2 separate regions of the Mus musculus genome follow, and region 1 is linked to region 2. The links are chromatin loops, found by intact Hi-C in ENCODE. Cell type or tissue: left cerebral cortex. All regions are shown on one strand. Each heading gives the region's core, and the rest is flanking DNA. Links, peaks and the distances in the headings are about the cores only.

Region 1 (4,398 bases), core at 117-4,116, 200 kb before region 2:
GCCTTTTTCCTCATCTAAATAATAGAAGTCTGATGTGTATCATTTTAGTATGTAGGGGTTTTGTGCTTTTTTAAAAAAAATAATTCAACTTTAAAAAAAATAATAGAAGTCATAACAGTAATATCTACTTCACAGAATTATTGAGGACATTAAATGAGTCAATGCATATAAGGTGCTTAGGTGTTAAATAGTATCATCTATAAGCTCTTTGGGCATCCACGTGTTCTCAGATTGTCAAACCTGCAGATAGGTGTAGAGCCTGGAGATACAGCTAGAAGAGACATGATGGGTCAGTTGGCCAGTCTTTGTTTTTCAAAGACAAGAAGGTACATGGAACAGAGGTCTTTCCTTGAAGCCCTCTGGCTGGTAGAAACAGGGAAACTATCTCATATAGGTAACTTACCATCTGAGGACACTTCAGAGGTATGATTGTTGGGCCATGAAGGGACAATTTTTATAGACAAGCTTCTCTACTTCCTAAGTTACTCAGGTTTGCTTTATCAATGAGTATAAATCAAAAATCTCTAAGGCTGTAACACCTGTCATTCCTGGTGGCTCAGGTAGCAGCGCTTGAGAGGTTGAGACAAGAGAATCACTGAGAGTTCAAGGCCAGCCTGGGCTACACAATGAGTTCTAATCCAGCTTAAAATACATAGCGAATTCTAGGCCAGTCTGGGCTACAAAATGAGATCCTTCCTCAAAGCAAAGCAAAACAAAACAAAGCCTACAACCAGATATGCAAGCATTCAGGAGGCTGAAGCACAAAAATCATGAGTTCAAATCCAGCCTATTCAATAGAGGGAGACTGTCTCAAAAACAACAGCAACATTGTACTGCCAACGAATACAGTGAATACAATACATGACTGCTTCCGTTCATGATTACTGAAGTAAGTAAGAATTTCAAAGGGGCCGGGCGTGGCGGCTCACACCTTTAATCCCAGCACTTGGGAGACAGAGGCAGGCGGATGTCTGAGTTTGAGGCCAGCCTGGTCTACAAAGTGATTTCCAGGACAGCCAGGGCTATACAGAGAAACCCTGTCTCGAAAAACAAAACAAAACAAATAAACAAACAAAAAAAGAATTTCAAAGGGTAGAATGCCAGCATTGCCATGGTATATAGGTCATGGATTTTTACTTTGCTAAGGTGGCTATTGGATGTATAGTGACCCAGGGAAGCTTCCTAGAGGAGCAGATGTATTCACCGTCTGGGCTAAAACAATGAAAATAGAAAGATCTGAAAATGAGGATGCTGATCTGTTTGTAGGGAATTGTTTCATCCTCAGCATAAACTGGGCATGGTGGTGCATGCTTGTAATCCCAGCCCTGAGGAGGTGGAGGTGCACCTGGAAGGATCAGTGTTCAAGGTCATCCTTGACTACCTAGCAAGTTCAAGGCCAGCCTGCCTGAAGCAGATACTCTGCCATCAAAAAAGAAACAGACACTATTTTGGAGGCTTGGAGAGATGGTTTAGGAGTTCAGAGTACTTGCTGCACTTGCGGATAAGCCCAGTTTGCACCCAGTTCACAACAACATGTAGCACTAGCTCTAAGGAATCTTAACACAATCTTCTGCTCTCCTGACTTCTGAGAGGCACCCTCAGACTCGTATGTATACCCACACACACTAAAAATTTAAAAAATAAGATGGAATCTTGTAAAGAATTTAGAAAGAAAGAAAGAAGAAGAAAGGAAGATGGAGGGGGGAAGGAAGTGAGAGGGGAAGAAAGAAAAGAAAGGAAAGGAAAAGCCCCACAGTAGGTTGTATATTCAGCAGGTCAGTACCACAGTGATGCTGGTTTTCCCGGTCAGGCAGTAATTCCCAGCTGTGTCTCCAGATCATCTGCACAGAGTCCCCACCATCTGCCCCACTAGACAGAGTTAAGCCTCATGGCCTCTATTTGCTTCTTTCCCTTCTTCCCCTCTGTCCTCCCCTCCTTCTGAGCTGCCTGTGAGCTCCTCAAATTAACTCAATCTCTGTAAAAAGTTTGGTGGGGGTGTGAAGTGTTGCTGTATGAACCCTCAAGACAGGGAGGAAGGAATTCAAAACCACCCTTAGGGTAAAACCCATCCACAGGTTCAAGTTTAGGCAGAGGAGAGCTGGGCCTTTATCTGAATAGCTGCTGACCTTACTGGTGAGTTCGTTCCCAGGCTTGGGACAGCTCCCCAGCCCCAGAATGTATCTTGTTTTCTTTAAGGCGTTCCACCAAGTATCTCTTCTGGGCTGTCCAAGTGGCTCAGCGGATAATGGTGCTTGTGATCTCCGAACCCACATTGTGGAAGGAGAAAAGCAATGCCTGAAAAGTGGAAAAGTGTCTACATGCACACACACACACACACACACACACACACAGATACACAGATACACACACACAGATACACAGACACACACAGATACACACACACAGACACACACACAGATACACAGACACACACACACAGATACACAGACACACACAGATACACACACACAGACACACACACACACACACACGCACACAATTTCTTTTTAAAAGGAGTCTTTTCTTTCCCTTGACAATGTCTTCTGCTTCTTGGTTCTCAGGTATTAGAAGTTAGAAGATTTTAAAGATTTTTATCAACTAGTTACACTTTTTACATCACTGAGCCTAGAGGGGGCTGGGAAATAAATGGTGTTTTCTTCCAGTTCATCTGTCTGCCCCTTTCCTTCGAACTAGGATGTGGCTTTAAGCATTAATCACCTCAGAAAGCATACAGAGATGTAGGTGAGTTAAAGAATCTGGGGTTTTCCCTTGATGTTTTAGACAGAGGGGAAGCCACTGCTATAAAAAGTCGTGTAAAAAGCACCTCCATGAAGAATGTGGGGCGAGTCTAATGTCAAGACCATTTTAGTGTTAGGTAAGTCCACTGAGGGAATTCCCTCCCTTAAAAAAATAAAATGAAACAAATTACTAGAAACCACTGCTCTTGCTGTTTCTTCCAGCCGCTGGTCTCTGGGGTGTTATGAGGAAGGTGAAGTTGTAGGCGGATCCAGGAGACTGCTACCCCCGTGTCAGATGGTGGTGAGAATGCACTACTTGGTACTTGGTGCCTTTATAAAGAGGGACATCAAAAGGCTGTGACTGATATGGGCCAAGGCACTTGAATGCAAGGTGACAAAATAAAAACTGGGGAAGTACACTGCTATCTCAGGAATGAAAGGTGGTGTCTCAGATTTCTCAGAGTGGGAAGGACCCAGCTTTGAAATTATCTGCTATAGACATGAAGCAACCCAACTCTTCAGGTTATTCTAGGGTATGACCTGTGACTCCAGCCCAAGGGAGAGAGCTGGTGTAATCTCTTGATCGCCCCAATTCAAGGTACCTGTTTGATGAAAGAAATCACCCAGGCTTATGACCTGGGCTAGAACTAATTATTAAATTTCTGGTCCTGAAGTCCCTGTTGGCTTCTATGGTTTCTTGAGGTCCATTGAATGGAAATCTTGGCAACAGAAGCCTGAAACAAAGTCCAAGCTCCCCCTCAGACTGTCCTAAGGGTAGCTTTTGATCATGAGTTACATCGATTCTTCCCCAGAGTCAGCATTAACCATCTGGTTGGTGCAAGCAACACAGCGTTATCCACATAAGGGAAGCTAGCTTACCCTCGGCTGTCGCCTGGTTGAGATCTGTGGCTTCTTTTATTGTCTTTGCTGTTAAACATAGTTTCCCTTTATTTTCCTCTTGCCATGGAAACCATGATAAATAAAAGAGAAGCGTGATTTAAAAAGGTCTCTAGCTGCAGATGCATGTGGCTTGTGAGATCAGTCAGTAAACATGTGCCTGCTTTGGTGCCAGAGATGAGCTATAAATCCTGGGGATTAAAAGTGGGGGAAGGGAAAGAAAACTTGAAAGCATTGGTCAAGGAAAATAGGGGCTTCGTGTCAATGTGTTCAGGTTTCAGTTTCTAATATTTGGTGGTGTTTGTTCATAAGGGTTTGTGGTGTGTATGATGTGTAAGTTTTTTTTGTTTGTTTGTTTTGTTTTGTTTTTCTGGAAAACTGAGTTAAATCCAATGGAAGTTTGTGTTGTTGTTTGATCGGTTGGGTTTTTGGCTCTCCTTCATCTAACTTCTTTAGGGAGATTGTTTACAATTATGCTGGCATGGTGTCACACAGACTCATTCCAATGGAATCCAGCTAGGTGGTCCTAATGCTCTTGTCCCAGCTGTGGACATGTGTTTTGATTTAAACAGTGTTTGGCTGGACCATGGTCTGCTTCATCCTATGGAAGATGTAATTTTCAGCAGAAGACTTGGGCTAGCATCATGCCACCTACAAAGTTACTCCTTTTAAACAGAAGATTTCCCACTTAATCTCCAGATATAAATCTGAAGATCCCACAAGTAGTTTATCCAATGTGGTTCTCAACCCTAGGTTTATAAAC
Region 2 (4,398 bases), core at 231-4,230:
TTGATTTTCACAGAAGAGCTTTTGTTTTCAAAGCAAGACCTAAGAGCAAGGAGTCACCAAAGCAAACATCTGGTATCCTTGATGAAATATCAGCCTATCCAAGATGTGGCTACACATTAACCAAAATTGGGCACCAAGCTGTGGCTTTTGATGTCATCCTCAGGAAGTGTCTTACCCCACCTTTACTCAGATTGAGCGCACTCCCCCTTCCTAGTACCGCCTTGACCGTGTCCACCTGTCACTAACATAGTTCAATCTTATCAGTTTCCCCATTGTCCTCTCTCTTCCACTTTGGCAAACTTATTGAGAACAGGCTTTGTGTTTGTACCTCCAAACGGGAACAAACATCCCAGCTCAATTATGGCCTCCAAAGTTACTATCTAGTACTGATCACTTATGAATGTCTGTGTTTATACATTCAACTAGTGATGAAGAAATCCTTATCCCATTTTTAATGGATGAGTCAGCTAGGAACACAGAGAAGTATATTGTAGTCTCCAAACCACCCAAGTAGAAAGTGGTAGAGTTATGCTGGAGTTCTGACTTCCCCTGTCTCATTGCCTATTGTCATAAGTTTGTTAACTTGAATTTGTTGATATTAAGAGATCATTTTCAAACCTTATAAGCCAGGCCAACACTCCAGAGCTCTCTGTGGGAGTCAAAGAGTCTTCCTGAAGCATAAGTGAAGATATGTACCATGTAGGCTATATTGACGAAGGAGTTTATTTAGAAACCTATAAACACCTCCTAGATGCTGTATTTATTGGAAGAAGGAGGATCAGGTCATGTGGAAGTGTGGGGAGTTGTGCCATGGTGGCCCACGCAAAGGGTCATAGAGTTAGGAAGTCTGATCCAGCACCCTGGCCTCGGGCCCCACTTCTTGCCTCTGCTGACATCTAGTCTTCAACACCAGTAGTTTGTTTGCTTGTTAGGGCTCCCCATCTCCCGCCCCTTCCATCCCACCCTCCTCAGGCTTCCAGACTGCTGACCTCATCACGTGGTGACTGCTGTTTTCCAGCAGCTTCATCCAAACCACTTCCTCCATCCTCACCCCCGGAGGAGAAATGGCAAAAACTCCAGGAAAAGCAGCTAACATCTAGTTTTAGCATGACCGTCTTTAAAGTCAGACCCTGGGTTCAAACCCAACTTTGCCATACTTTGTTTACTGATGTGTATCTTAAGTAATTTAGCAATGATGTGTCTTCATTTTCTCATCTGTAAGATGGGAATAGTCATTTCTATCAGAAAGATATCTGGGAAATTGAATGAGACAAAAAGACAAAATTTGATAGGAGCATATGGCTTTTCTGTTTCTCATTCCTCACACCAGAAGTGCTGACACCCTAGTCTTCTCACCCAGATACTCAAATAGCTATTAGAGAGGAAACAGGGACCTCTCTTGTTTTCTGGGGAGTGTGGAAGTAGGCAGGTATGTTACTGCTTTTTATTTTATTTTATTTTATTTTATTTTATTTTATTTTATTTTATTTTATTTTATTTCACAAAGGCCTTGCCAGAACTTGGTGTCCTCTAGATGTAGAGAGGAGAGAACGGCTACCCATTCCAGGGCCCAGCCTCCTCAGAATCTAGGCAGACAATTTGGAATTTATCTGCTTAGAAGTGGGGAGGCAGGTTTTGAGCAGTTGGAGACCTGAAGGAAATTCAGATTTCTGATGAAGTCAGTGGAGTTCTTGAGAGCTTTGCTTTTTTACTTTCTCCCTCCTATCACTTGAAGTCTCCTCAAGAAATAGAGAATATCCAGAAAAAGATGTCAGAAAGATAAAAGGAGAAGGGTGAAAAGAAGAAAGGGATCAAAACAGTTATCCAGGAGCACTCAGATAACGGTTGTTTATTAAGTCTCATCTGTGAACACAGTAGCCACATAAATCACAGTAGCTGTAAAGCAGTGGGTTTTAAAAAACAAATTTCTAGACTAGCTGCTCTTGGCTTCTCTTCTAACTGTTTGAAGCCAAGGTTTGGGAAACCACTGAAGCTCAGAAATACAAAGCCCGAGTTGCAAAGCCACTAGTGATGCTGGAGTCTCTCTCAGTGCTGGAGCTTCTCTGAATCAGAAAAAAAATCCCTGATACCTGGGTTCATGTACCTCCTAGAAACTGTCATTTCTTTGTGGCTTTAGGCCAACTTGTTGGCTATTTCTGGCCTGTTGATAATGTGCCCTCTAGTGGAAATCCCAGAAACCTCTCTTTGATCTTTGTGGAAGTTGAATGCTATTTGATTTCAATCCTGAATCCTCAAGGCAAATCTAGAAAGAAGAAGGAAGGTGAACGTGGGGATCCTTTCACTAAAGGCTTGTGTGGAGAAGCAGTGTTTCTGGGTAGTCTGGGCTCAAGCATTCAGATAGTGTTCCATCTTCTGGTTTAGTCAGCATCTTGTATTTGAAAAGGATTCACAGATCATGGGGGAAAGGAGACAGTAAGCTCCAGCATGACCATCATTTGCCCCCTATCTGCTAATTTCTAGACATTTTCTGGTCTATTTGGAGACATCCTTATCCGAGGAGTACAAAGAAGAGTAGTCAAGTGACTTTTCTGAGGAAGATACAAAGAAAGATTTTGACCTGTGACTGATGACCCTGGGCACTGGTTATCTTTCAGGCACTGTCTTAGACATAGTGCATACCAAACTTGAGTTTCTTTCAGTAGATACAGACAATAGAATGTGGTTTACAGAGTTATGAGGACAAAACACATTGATGTCTTAAAGGTCTCAGAATATTGTCTAGCAAGGAGCACTCTGTAAGCACACACATTAAAGTGAGAAAAGTAAAGCAAGACACTGAGCACCTGAGATAAAGCTCCATTTATCCTCATCCTACAGATAGGAAGAGCCAGGCACAGCAAGCATGGCCACTCCACTAGAAAGGGGCAGGGCTGAGCTCTGCATGAACAGCCTGGGACAGAAAACATTCTTTGAACTCCTACATCACTTTGTTTTTATTTGAACACATCAAATCCTCTTTGTGAGGGTTGGTGTGAGGGTGCAGTTGTGTAGGGGGTACATGTAGAGTCTAGAAGTTAGCCTTAGGTGTTGTTCTTCGGGACACCATCCATTTGGGGGTTTTGTTAATGTTGTTGGTTTGTATGTTGTTTCATTTTGTTTTGACGCACGGTGTCTTACTGGCTTGGAGCTCAGTGATTCAGCTAGGCTGGCTAGCTAACAAACCCCAGTGATCCACCATGCTCGACCTTTTATAGTTTTTACTGAGTTCTGGGGATGAGACTCAGGCCCTCGTGCTTGCACAGCAGCAAGCATCTTGACCAATTGAATTCTCTCCCCATCCCTTTAACTAACAAACCAGCCCTCTCAACAGAAGTATTTTCATTGTACTTCCCAAAGAAAGTTGGTGTCAACTCTAATAAACCATTAAACAAATTTCAAGGTGATCAAAATAGATAAAAATGACTCTAAAACAAGATTTGCTCATTAGACAAACAGGTGAATTATAAGTGGGTGGTCTGATTTCACTCCTGTTGCTGGGATAAAATACCTTGGTGAAAAAAAAAACAACTTAGGAAAGAAAGGGTTTACTTTGGTTTACAAATCTAGATTACAGTCCATTGTTGTAAGAAAAGTCAGGGAAGAAACTCAAACATCTAGAAAAAATGCATCTACAGTCAAGACAGAGATAAATTGATGCATATATTCTTGCTAATTTACTTGGGTTTGCTACTGTCATACAGTTTAGGATCCCCTGCCTAGGGAATGATGCCTCCCATAGTGAACTAGATCTTTTCACATCAATTGACTTAATTAAGTTAATCCTCCATATATAGTCCCAGAGGCTCACCCAATGTGGAGAATCCTTCATTGAGACTTTATTCCCAGTGATTCCAGGTTGTGTCAAGTTGATAGTTAAGGCTAGCATTCACAGTGTAGTACAGATAACATGTTAAGTTGTATTTGAGGATCTGATCAACACTCTGCTAGATTAGGCTCTATGTTTTCACTTACAATTATCCTTGTGGAAAGTTGAATTTGCTAGAACAAAATATAGAATCAGTCAATAAAGATATAAGATATAGCTTATTTTTATTTTAGTAGGCTCTTAAAAAGTTAACATTAAAGGTCAAAAAGTATTGGTTGACTTTATTTACAGAGTAAGATAAATAACTAATATCTACCTTCTGGAAAATTTTTTATGTCCATTTATGCACAAATGATCAATAACAAGAAACATTAGATAGAAGGAGAAGAGAAACCTAGCTCCCTGGCTCCTTCAAATTGTTTCAGGGATCTGAATAGTAATGCAGTGTCCGGATGCCTGTGGTGTACATCATAACTGAGATTTAAATAGGAGTAGATCCTTCAGACCATGTGACCAGAGGCTAGGATAATGTTACTGTGGCATCATTGGGGATTTAAGCTCAAATCATGCTC

The links. A loop is a pair of places that touch in the nucleus more often than their neighbours do. Peaks named below come from ENCODE experiments on the same cell type or tissue, not always from the same donor. Only the 100,000 strongest peaks of a DNase experiment are listed, where the experiment ranks them.
Region 1: a loop joins it to region 2, with 2.3 times the contacts of the local background. A loop is called at or near these places in 25 of 42 quality-filtered maps.

Annotation. Positions count from the first base shown.
Region 1 is chr2:102,997,829-103,002,226 of GRCm38, reverse strand. No RefSeq gene overlaps it. Among named protein-coding and RNA genes, the nearest start is that of Gm34483, 59 kb to the right of the region's middle. In left cerebral cortex, for the core only: no CTCF peak of the experiment used is centred there; a DNase peak (open chromatin) is centred at 1,971.
Region 2 is chr2:102,802,031-102,806,428 of GRCm38, reverse strand. No RefSeq gene overlaps it. Among named protein-coding and RNA genes, the nearest start is that of Gm13872, 57 kb to the right of the region's middle. In left cerebral cortex, for the core only: a CTCF peak has its summit at 2,184 (motif pointing left); a DNase peak (open chromatin) is centred at 2,161.